Regions from separate parts of the Homo sapiens genome. Here region 1 is linked to region 2. Evidence: chromatin contacts called from ENCODE Hi-C or POLR2A ChIA-PET data. All regions are on one chromosome and are shown on one strand. The core of a region is the stretch at or near the end of the contact, and the rest is flanking DNA. Distances in the headings are between cores, read along the strand shown.

What was found. A loop is a pair of places that touch in the nucleus more often than their neighbours do. ChIA-PET counts read pairs that join two places held with the same protein, here RNA polymerase II (POLR2A). Pooled maps may share reads with other maps.
Region 1: a map of naive thymus-derived CD4-positive, alpha-beta T cell shows a loop between it and region 2 (8-fold over the local background). The contact joins the promoter of ANKRD33B here to the promoter of SEMA5A in region 2. A Hi-C loop is called at or near these places in 1 of 168 maps with a recorded cell type or tissue (naive thymus-derived CD4-positive, alpha-beta T cell) and 4 of 50 pooled maps. POLR2A ChIA-PET finds 5 or more read pairs at or near these places in 1 of 52 experiments (activated CD4-positive, alpha-beta T cell).

The regions. Positions count from the first base shown.
Region 1 is chr5:10,562,663-10,567,575 of GRCh38, reverse strand. ANKRD33B (ankyrin repeat domain 33B) reads right to left here and starts at 3,506. Exons shown (of 4, transcript NM_001164440.2): 1 at 2,743-3,506. The coding sequence starts at 3,108. RefSeq lists enhancers at 333-382, 463-522, 2,323-2,532, 1,655-2,548, 2,549-3,443 and 3 more and silencers at 1,653-1,702, 2,673-2,722, 3,063-3,922.
Region 2 is chr5:9,543,915-9,549,269 of GRCh38, reverse strand. It overlaps SEMA5A (semaphorin 5A), which reads left to right and starts at 3,195. Exons shown (of 23, transcript NM_003966.3): 1 at 3,195-3,686. SNHG18 (small nucleolar RNA host gene 18) reads right to left here and starts at 3,070. Exons shown (of 3, transcript NR_045196.2): 1 at 2,740-3,070; 2 at 121-280. It overlaps SNORD123 (small nucleolar RNA, C/D box 123), which reads right to left and starts at 443; the gene lies at 356-443. RefSeq lists a silencer at 3,072-3,261.

The DNA.
Region 1 (4,913 bases), core at 2,257-4,756, 1.0 Mb before region 2:
TAAACCAGGAGCCTGCAGACAGAGAGGGAGTGACCCACACTGCCGTCGGGGAGACCGGACACCGTCATGTGAAAAGCAGTCCGTCTCCCAGTTTCCTAGGTCTCAGCTAGCCGCTCTTCCTCTGCAAGTTCTTCTCCTCACTAAAAGGCTAGGACTCTTCAAAGGCAGGGACTGCCAGATTCAGTTTTGAGTCTGCTAAAGTACCTAGCGGGAGCACAGTAGGTCTGCGGTAAACACTTTGGCAATGACTCACTCCATTTACCACAGAGCAGGGCATCAGGGCTTTGCCACACTTGATTCTTTCAGCTGTTTTTCAGGAAGATAGAGGCTGTTTGATCAACAGCCTTGAGAAGCTAATGAAAAGAATGGAGGCTCCTGCCTCGCTCCCCCCACTGGCCTCACAAAGCACAGAACACAAGCCCTGCTCCGTCTGATCCAAAGATGAAAGAGTCCAAGGGTCTCTAAGTTAGCAGGCTATGTCCGGGCCTACATCATTATTTTACGTGACACAGAGAAACAAAGTCTTCACTTCTGCTGTAATCAAAGGGGAAGAAAAGCAGCGAGAGAAAAAGCCTTGCCTGGCAGAAGACAAAAAACAAAACAAAACAAAATAAAACTGGAAGGTGCTCTCTTCCAAGCCAAGAGAAGGCAGACGAATGAGAAACACGATGGTAAACACAAGCCTGGGGCCAGGCCTTCCCAGAGCCTTGTGGGCACTAAGCCATTTTATGCTCACATCCTAAGAGGAGAGGCTGCCCTTATCCCTATTTTACAGACGAGGAAACTGAGGCAGAGAGCTGCTGGGAGGCTGGAGCTAGCCTCCCATACCACGGCCCTCCCCTGCCTCTCTGCTGTGTGGCCTGGAGACTCAGTCTGTTAGGCTCGAGCCCCTGGGGATGGTTTACGTTGCTGTCAGTTTTCTTCAATGCAGCTGTTTTCAAACATTTATGTTTTGCCCCTAAAGGAAACATTATATAAAGCTGAGCCCAGTGGTGCCCTAGAGTGGGGACTGGGCGAGCCAGGCCCCTCCTGTGCCCATTCCAGCCCACTGGAGACCACCAGGCTGCCCAGGACAGGGGGAGAGGCCCACCCCACCTGTTCCTTTATGAGCTTGGTGAGGCTTCCTTTAAAGCGGGCCCCCATACTGGCTTCCAGAAAGCAAGGTTTCTGATTACACACATCTGGGCCTGAAAACTCAGTTAAACCAAATGTAGAACTTGAGAAACAGGCCCTAGGACTTCGGGTGGAGCTCCAAGCCCTAATCACATGCCAGCCAGGGCATCTGTCGCCAGGGCTGGGGGAGGAGGCATTGCAAGAGGAATGGCAGCAGGAACTACAGGGCTCCAGGTGATGCTACCTACGGGGACGCCACCTCAGGTCTCACTGCCTAACATATGACAAGCACAGACCCTTCCTCCAAGTTCAAATGTTGTGTGATATGGTTTGGCTGTGTCCCCACCCAAATCTCATCTTGAATTCCCACGTGTTGTGGGAGGGACACGGTGGGAGGTAATTGAATCACGGGGGCAATGTAGTACAAGGGGAGAGTGACATTGGAGGGCTTCCCATCCACCTAAGCCCAGCCCAAACCACAGTCAGGGCAAACCACTTGCCCCACCCACTGCAGGATAAACCAAAGGCACAAGGTCACCCGGGTCCCCAAGTCAAAGCACATGTTTTCTGTCAGCTGCAGGCTCCTGAGCAAAAAGCATGTGCATTTGTGCTAGGCTGCATCTGCAGATACCACGGTCCTTGGACAATACAAAAATCAGGTGAGAACGCTGCCATTTGCCCACTGAGCACAGACTACGGGGAACTTGGCCACCGTGGTCACTCTGCAGTTTTCCCTTGAAGTGCTTTGCTTGGTGGAAGGTGTTCCACCAGCCAGTCCTTCTCAGGTCTTCTTAAGCCAACTTTTTTTCTTTTCCTTTCTTTTCTTTTCTTTTCTAAACATCTCGTTTTCTCTGAATCTGGTCATAACGAAAGGATAGCCTGTGCCTGCCTCCACGCCTCCTGCCCTACCCGGGTGGATGCCCGCGGCTCTGGGGCTCTCCCTATGCCCTGACTCTGGGGAGCCCCGGCTGGCATTGGCTCGCGAAGGTGACCTGCGGACAGACCAGTCAGAGATCACGTTGGCTGGTCGCGGCGCGGGCCACAAAGCTCAGCGGAGGTGGGGTAGGGGACCAAGCTGTCCCGGCGAGGGAAGAAACTGTTGCTTCCAAATCATTGCGGCTGGAGGAGCCGATCTGCGCCCCAGCGTGTTAGGACAAGGGCGGCGCGAGGGGCCCAGGGGCCAAATGGGGCGCTGGGCAGGAGGGGCTGTCTCCTGCAGGGGAGGAGGAATGGTCCCCTGCCAGGGACCTGGGGAAAGGTAATAGTCAGGAGGGGACCGGGCCGCAAGAAGCCCATCCTGGATTGCAGCACGGGCAGCCAGCGCGAATTCAGTCAGGAGGTCCACGGGGACCGGTAAACGAGAAGGGGATGCGGTGAGGACGCCGGACTGGCGTTTCTGCCGCGCTGACACCTCGACTGCTCCCTCCCCGCACCGCGTCCCCCAGCCTGAGACGGGGAAGCCACCCAGGGCACCGCGCTCCCAAACAGCGGGGAAAAGGCGCTCTGGGCGGCGGCTGAGTGACCGAGGGACCGGTCCGGAGCCAGGAGCTGGGAGGCGCGGGGATGTGGTGGGGAGGAGGGGAGTGGGGGCAGTGAGGGGGCTCAAATCCTGCGGGGACGCCCGCTTACCCTGCCGTTGCGGTCAGTCTCCTGCGCCTCCTCGACGCTCACCCCGCGCCGCACCAGCGTCCGCAGCAGCCCCACGTTGTTGGCGCAGGCGGCGCGCAGGAGGGTCGCCGTCTCCGGGACGCTTTCCGGGACGCCCTCCGGGACGCTCTCCGCGCTCTCGACGCCGTGCTCCTCCTCGTCCTCGAAAGGGTAGAAAGAGTCGTCCGAGGCGATGCTGCGGGTGTCTGGCAGACTCGAGAAGTCCTCAAACTCTTCGTAGTCAGCGGGGTCCTCCTCGACCTGCGCGCCCCGGGGTGGGGACGGCGGTGGTGGGGTCATGCAGCGCGCCCCGCCGCCCTCCGGCCCGGTCCCGGCCAGCAGCACCATGCCGGCGGCCGGGGCGCGGGCCGGGGGCCGGGGCGCGGGCAGGAAGAGCGGGACGCGGGGCGCGCGCCGAGGTCCCCGCTTCTCGCTTCTGCGTCCCCAGAGAAGCCGTGGCCCGCGCGCTCCAGCTCGGCGGAAACCGGCACCAGGCGGCTGCGCTCAAAGAAAAAAGTCTCCGGAGGCTGAGCGAGCCCCTGGGGTGGGCGGGACCGCGGGGGCTTTCCGAGGCGGGGCGGGGCGGGGCGCGGGGACACGCCTTCCCCCGGGGCCTTCCCCTCGCGCCCCTTCCTGGCCAGAGTTCAGAGCCAGGCAGGCGCTCTCTCGAGCGCGGGGACTGGGCACCTGGCAGCGTTGCCCCAGAGCTGGGGACAGCTGGCGCGGGAGAAGCAGAAGCAATCACTAAAGAAGCCGAACCCGAGTCGCGGGCGGCAAGCGGCCCCGCCCCTCCCTCCGCCGGCCCGCGGGATGGGGGCGGAGGTGGCGGCGGGGGGACGCCGGGGCGGAGCCGGCCTCCAGCTTCGGGAACCTCGGACCCCTGGAGCCGGCCTCCGCCGAGGGCGTCGGGCCCCCGGACCTGGGTGGGGCCGGTTTCTCCCGCCGCTTCAGAGGAGCAGAGCGGGTTTTCTCCCTTCGGGGGATCCCGGGCTTCGGGGCTGACTCCACCCGGCCGCGGCCGCTTGGAGGCCGGGGAATCCCCGGGGCGCTTGGCGGGCAGAGGAGCCGGGCGCGGGAGCGGAGCCGTCCACCTGGGACCTGTGCCCGGGGAGCGCTGCGGGCCGGGCCACTCTGAACTGGGGGCGGTCGGCTGCTGTGGGGGAGTCCCAGCCCGGAAGGGAGGACAATCCTCAGAGTCCCCCGTCTCGCGGAACCGGGGCCGGCCGTGGCTTGAGGGTTGGTCAGATCCTGGGATGGGGGGCGGGGTGTTCCGGAACCTCAGGGAGCATCTGAGTGGGAACGGACGACGAGGAACTCCCCGTCCCCATGCCTGGCCTGTGTCACGTGCGGGGATCTGCGGACTCACCCCCGGAGGCTGCGACTGGGCGCTGACCCCACGTCTGGCTGCCCAAAAGAGCAGGGCCGCGGGCGACAGCCGCAGTCCAGGCCCACAGCCCCTCTGGCCCGGCCTTGCCCTCTCCCCGTCAGTCCTGGCGCCGGGGATGGGCGGGGAGGAGGAGGGCGTGTGAGGATTTGCCACAGGGAGCCCTTGACTTCGGGGTAGGAGGCGTCGTGAGCCAATCTTGGGGGAAGGTCTCTGCGCAAAGGCGCGGAGGTGCGCTCGCGCCCGTCGCAGGTCAAAGACTGCGGAGGCCACCAGCCCTGTGTCCCCCTAGCCTCCTTCCTTCCTTTTTTTCCCCCGATCTTGACAGCGTGTCCACCAGCTGCCAGCCGGTGGGAGGCCCTCGCGGCCCCAAGGTGAACACAGCTAGGCTGGCGCAGCCGCTGGGGACCAGGCTTGAGGCCCACGTGCCGCTGGGCAAGCTGAGGGGCACGAGGGCACCGAATCCGAAACAGCCGTGGGAGGTGTAGGATGAGGACACGTTTAAACTGCGAAGCCGCTCGAGCCCTCGTGTCACACCGCACTGGCCCGACCCGCTGTCCTGGTCGCCTGGTCTTCCAGTGTCTCCAGCAGGAGCCAAAGGGCCTGCTGGCGGCCCCCGACCCGGCATCTGCAGGGCCCCGGAGGGTGGGGCGCGCGGGAGCACCGATTTCTGGTGAAGACGCCCTCGCACCTGGGCGGCTCTGAGCGAGCAGCGAACTGAGACTCGCTGGCCTCCTTCTCTACTCCGGGGATTCTTTCTGCAACCAAA
Region 2 (5,355 bases), core at 1,946-4,445:
CACTTATGGAGGATGATTGTAATGCATCTCATTGGTAGGAAAATGCAGTTAAGATGTAAATGTCAAGAGGCCACGATTTCTGGATTGAGGTTTTTTTCTATAATTTTAATACAATCTTACCACATCTTAAAGACCACAGATACCCGGCTTTCCTTTGAAGGTCACTCATGGCCCACAGTCATGTCCTGATTTCTTCCAGGTGATGTTCTTTCCAGAAAGCCCCCCTCCCTGTTCCTCTGGTCTGAGATGGCAGCTTAGGGATGTGGCTGAAATTCAAGCACTAGGGAGGGAAGTAAAGACAAGACAAAATTGGTCAATTAGTGCAGAAACATAAATGATCTTTCATAGTTCCGAACAGAATTGAGGTGAATCAGGAAATGGATGGCATTTTTCAAGTCACATGAATCAGCGCCCCAGAATTCATCATTTTCACCAAGTGTTTTGTTGGTTTCTTCATTCTTTCACATTGTGTGCATGGCTCACCTAAAACAGTTTAGGGAAAGCTATATTTTACTTTGAAAAGATAACTAAATACTTTTGTTTGTTTAAAAATGATCATCCTTAGTTTTATAATGTGATGAGAAGCAGCTTAATGCAGATAGCTTTCTAGCAAGCAAGACCTTTGCAAAGCAAAACAAACAAAAAACAAAGAAATTTTGTTTAGAAAAAAGAAATACTTGTGGATACCTCAAAATGACTTTATGAAGAGCCTGCTTATATGTTGGGTGCTCGGTGAGTATTTCACACAGATTACTGTCTTTCTCCTTTCAAGCAGACAGCTGACATACCCCTGCCAGGCTGGTGTGTCTAAGCTCCAGGTGAAGAGACTGTAGCTCAGAAAAGTTAAAGAACTTTCCCCAGATTAAAACTCAAAATTATATCCTCAATTTAGATCCATTTCACTTTAAACAAAGGATGCACTCTAAATTATAATTTGGTTTATTTACCTGCTTATTAGCAATTATTTTGTAATTAATCACAATTATCACTAAAATATACATCTTTTAACAATGCATTGGTGCAGCCTGTAAACAGCAAAACTGAATTCAACTCCCCCCTACATATATACAAAATTATGTAATTTATCCAGTTAAATGTTATGTTATCAGACCTATTGGGTCATGGTTTAGAAAGCTATCTTCTTCCCACTGCTTAGCTCTATATGCCAAGAGTTTTTTTGCTTTTTTTTTTTCTTTTCAAGTATTAACGGCAATGTTCAGAGGCAAGAAGAGGATTAGCTGAATACATTGGGTTCTAATTTCTGTCTCCCTCACCCTGGCCACGTAGGCTCCACAGGTCCAGGCAAAGGCTGCAGATCCAAGCATAAGGCAGCTTCCTCCCTACATCTTTCCCCCTAGAAGCAGCCAGGCAAGACCTTGGCCTGCCTCTTCCTCCCAGGGAGGCTCCTAGGCCTCTGTGCCACGTAGGCAAGATAATCGGAATGTCTGGAATGGAACTAGTGCTCTAAGTGCCAAGCAAGGGAAGGGAGAACGGTTAAGCTTTTCCTTCAGGTCCCCAGGAGCCTGCAGCTGCCACACAGCAGGCCGGGAGCCCCCGCCACAACCCAGGGAGGAATGCTTGCCAAGAAGGCCTGCCCAGCTACTGACACTTCCTCCCAGAGGTCTTAAAGGAAATCCCAGTAAGGCCTGAGTACCCAAGACAGCCAGATCACCCGTGCCAGAGACTGGGCATTTGGGGATGGGCTGGGCTTTCATAGAAACCTTCGGAATTGCTTTCACTTAATTCTTTTATTTTAAAAAAAAGTTCTAGAAAATAAAGACACATCGATAGCAATTTGTATTTCCATTGTCCTCTTAGGTCTGCATGGCTACTGTGCGAGCTATGACACCCTGCAGCCTGCAATAGCTTCTTTGTTTTATGGATGAGCTCAATGGAACCCTTATGGACGCACCGGACCATGCCCAGGACCAGCGAGGCCCATCCATACCCCACCACTGGCTGGAAGGGCGCTGGTGTGAACGTGGGTCCTTGCGGGGGTCCCTACCTCACTGCGGTCAGGAGGGGGCAATTCACACATTTCCTCATGCAGGGGACCTTCAAGCCTCCCTCTGAGGCGCAGACTGAGTAAAAAGGGCCCAGAGATACTGTCCCGCACCCCCATCCAGTGGGAAAGGGCCACTCAAGGCCAGTCAGGACTCCCAACCCAAGTTTTATGCCTTATACTCCTATAACTTTACCATTTGCTCTTTTCGCGAGGCTGACCCCCTCCCTCTCCCCCCCCACCGCCTCCTCCAGAAACTGAAGAACTGCAACAAAGTGTCCAATTATACACGTCTTCAAAGGTACTTTACTTGCTTCCCAATTATCAACTTTTCACCTGAGTACTTAGTAAGGCCCAAGGATCCTGCAAAAGTGCAACAAGGAATAATTGACACAGAATTGGACGAATGACTTTGACCATACGGGACTTCTCTCTTAACGCTCAGCGTGGCTACCTGGGGACGCCTTCTCTGGCCTCCCTGATTCGTCAGATTTGTTCATTTCCTTGACTTAATCCCGCTGAAATCGACCCGAACTAGCCGGGAGTCTCACCCCCAAAGTGCTCCTCCAAGAACCCGCAACGACTGACTCTCTCGTCTTCTTTAAGGAGTTTCTCCCTCAGAACGGATGAGGATGTCACACAGAAAGAACAAAATCACAAAGTTCGAGTTCCGGAGGACCAGACGGCCCCTGCCCCCCATCCCCCGGGCCAGATTTAGCCGAGGGAACCGCACGTACCTGAAGCCGAGGCCGGCAGAGAGGGAGCGCCACGTCTCAGGTCTCGGCCGGCGCCCCCCTCCGGGGTGCAGCCACGTCTGAACCGGGACAGCGGGCGGGGGAGCCGCAGAGGGACCCAGTGAGACGGGGGAGGGAGCCCCCAAAAGTCAGCGCTCGGCCGCACTCGCACTGGGGAGGCTGGAATGGAACTCCTGGGGTGCAGCGGGGCTCCCAGGAGCGAAGGTGGGGGTCCTGTACCGGGAAGGGGCGGGGCCCGGGGAGGGGCTCGGGGAGGTCAGGCGCGGGTGGGGCGCTCGAGTTTCACCCCGGCGGGGAGGAGGAGGAGGAGGAGGCGGCGCGGCGGCGGGGGCGGGGCAGGGGCGGGGCGGGGCGGGGGTGGGCCCAGGCTGTCCCCCGCTCCCCGCCCAGCGCTCTCCGCCCCGCGCTCTCCGCGCCCGCTCGCCCCGCGCCGATCTACTTGCCGGGAAGGCGGCGCCGGTGGCGGCTGCTCTCCCTGAGCCCGCTCCCGAGCGCTGCTTTCCCGCCGCGGGTGGGCTTCGCAGCCTCAGGCCAGCCGCGGCCCTTGGCCCGCTGCAGCCCCGGCCCTCCACCTTCCCCGTGCAGGGGCGGCCCGGCCAGTGTCGCTCATCCCGGGACGCTCCCTTCTCCCACCCAGGACTGCCCCGCGGAGCTGGCTTGGACACCCAACTTTGCCACCTCGAGGGTCGTCTCTGCTGGGCGCGAACCTGCCCACCCACCGGTTGGCCGCGCGCTCGGGGACCGTGCTCGTGGCCCCCAAGCCGGTGCCCCCATTCTGGAACTCAGCGAGTAGGGGGCGGCTCTGGGGAAGTGGCAGGGGGCGGCTGCAGCTGCTGCCTCCACTTCCCTAGCCAGGTGCTGAAGAGGATCCTCGGAGCCGCTCTGGCCCCCAGGCGCTGGATGACTGGCACCAGCGCTCCTCGCACCTGGTGAGCGACCCCCGCCCGATTCCTGCGTGGCCTTGGCAGGAGCCCCTGACCGCGCCGCGCCGCGCCGCGCCGCTGGCCGGGACCCGGGGACTGCAGCGGTCGGCTGGTGGGTGGTGCCGATCTCGGGTGGGATCCATCAGCAGGCACCTGGGCGGGGGTTGCGCGTACAGGATTAGGACGACCGTCAGTCCGGGGGCGCCCACAGTTGAGCTAGTGCACGGGCTGGAAGTTTGTGTACCCGCCTGTGCCGAGGTCTGAGCATGGAGAGGTAAGGAGCCGGAGTGTCGCGGTGGGCGAGACGGGACCCCTGCCCAACACCCGGAAAGGTGCGCACACTGGTCTGTGCCCGCCCCCGGCGCGCCTCCAGGCTCGCACTGCCGCGAGCCGGGGGCAGGGGACACGGAGGTCGGGACTTGGCGGTTCGGGAGCGGCCACCTCGCAGCCCCACCGGCTTGGGCAGGTTTTCCTGCTTTCCTTACAGGGGAACCGGGAGGCAATGGGACTTGGGCTCAACTCCGCCAAGCGCCTTGGTTAATGAAAGACACTAAGGCGGGGGATGCAGAGGCCTGGGGAACCACCAGCCAGGTGCGCTGCAGCTAGGCGAGCCCCTTTCACCAGGCATCCCTCCGCTGCTCCACGGATTTTGCACACCGCGGCTCAGGGTTTCAGACCCCAGGGTTTCGGGCAGATCGGGCTCCAGAGGGAATGGTTTCTCCCAAGATGTGCGTGGGAACGGTCGTGGAGGAGTGATTCCCCCGGCTCGCTCCCCGCGGCGGCCGGTGCCTGGCTTGGAGCGGTCACATCCCTGTTCCCCTGGCTTTGGCGGGAAGCGCGTTCACCTCCTCGCCCTTTGCTTGCTTTGTACCAGGATGCCGCGGCCGGAGTTGGGATTTAACTTTCCTGCGCCTGCGGCGTCCTCGGGATTCCCGGCAGGGGGCGCTGCGAGCGAGCGCTCGGAGGACGAGGCGCCACAGGCAGTTGCTGGGTCCTGGGCGAGTGGGCGGGAGTCCCAGGCAACAAACAGCAGAACCAGGCAGATCTTGCAATAATTTCATTTTGGGGGCCGGGGGTTGGGGGAGCTGATCTGGTGGCTATAGAGAGCTGTCAGCCTTGCTAGGAGAGGGGACAGGAAAGGTGGTGGCCAGACATAAATGCTCTAACTAGAAAGGTCTCTTCCAGAGAAAAAGATCGCTGTAAAGTCTTCCTTGTCTGGGCATCTGCCTTCCTTGTGACTGTTACATTTACTCAGAAAGAAATCGAAATTGAGGGAAGATAACGTGAGCTTTGTTTAATACCGTTCTGCTTTTTAGGGGTACTTTAGTTAACACATCAGGAGTCACAAATGATTGTTCTGGTTTGTTTTGAAGAAAGACAAGTTTTACGTCTAGCTTACCGAGAAGAGCTCTGTCATAATGGCTGAGTTTGGAATCAGCAGATATGTTATTAATTATAGAGGTAGTCTGTTCATAAGGAGACAGAAACACAAAACCAGGCTTTAATAAGAAAGATTTTTCAATACCTAATTAGGATTGCTGAATTTGTTGCTAATTAATGCCAGTTTCATTATTTTAGAGAGTGTAATGTTTATCATGACCACTTTACACAACTTCAGTTCAAGCAGATAATACCATTAAGTTATGTATAACTGAAATAATTTTCTTGTCTGTGC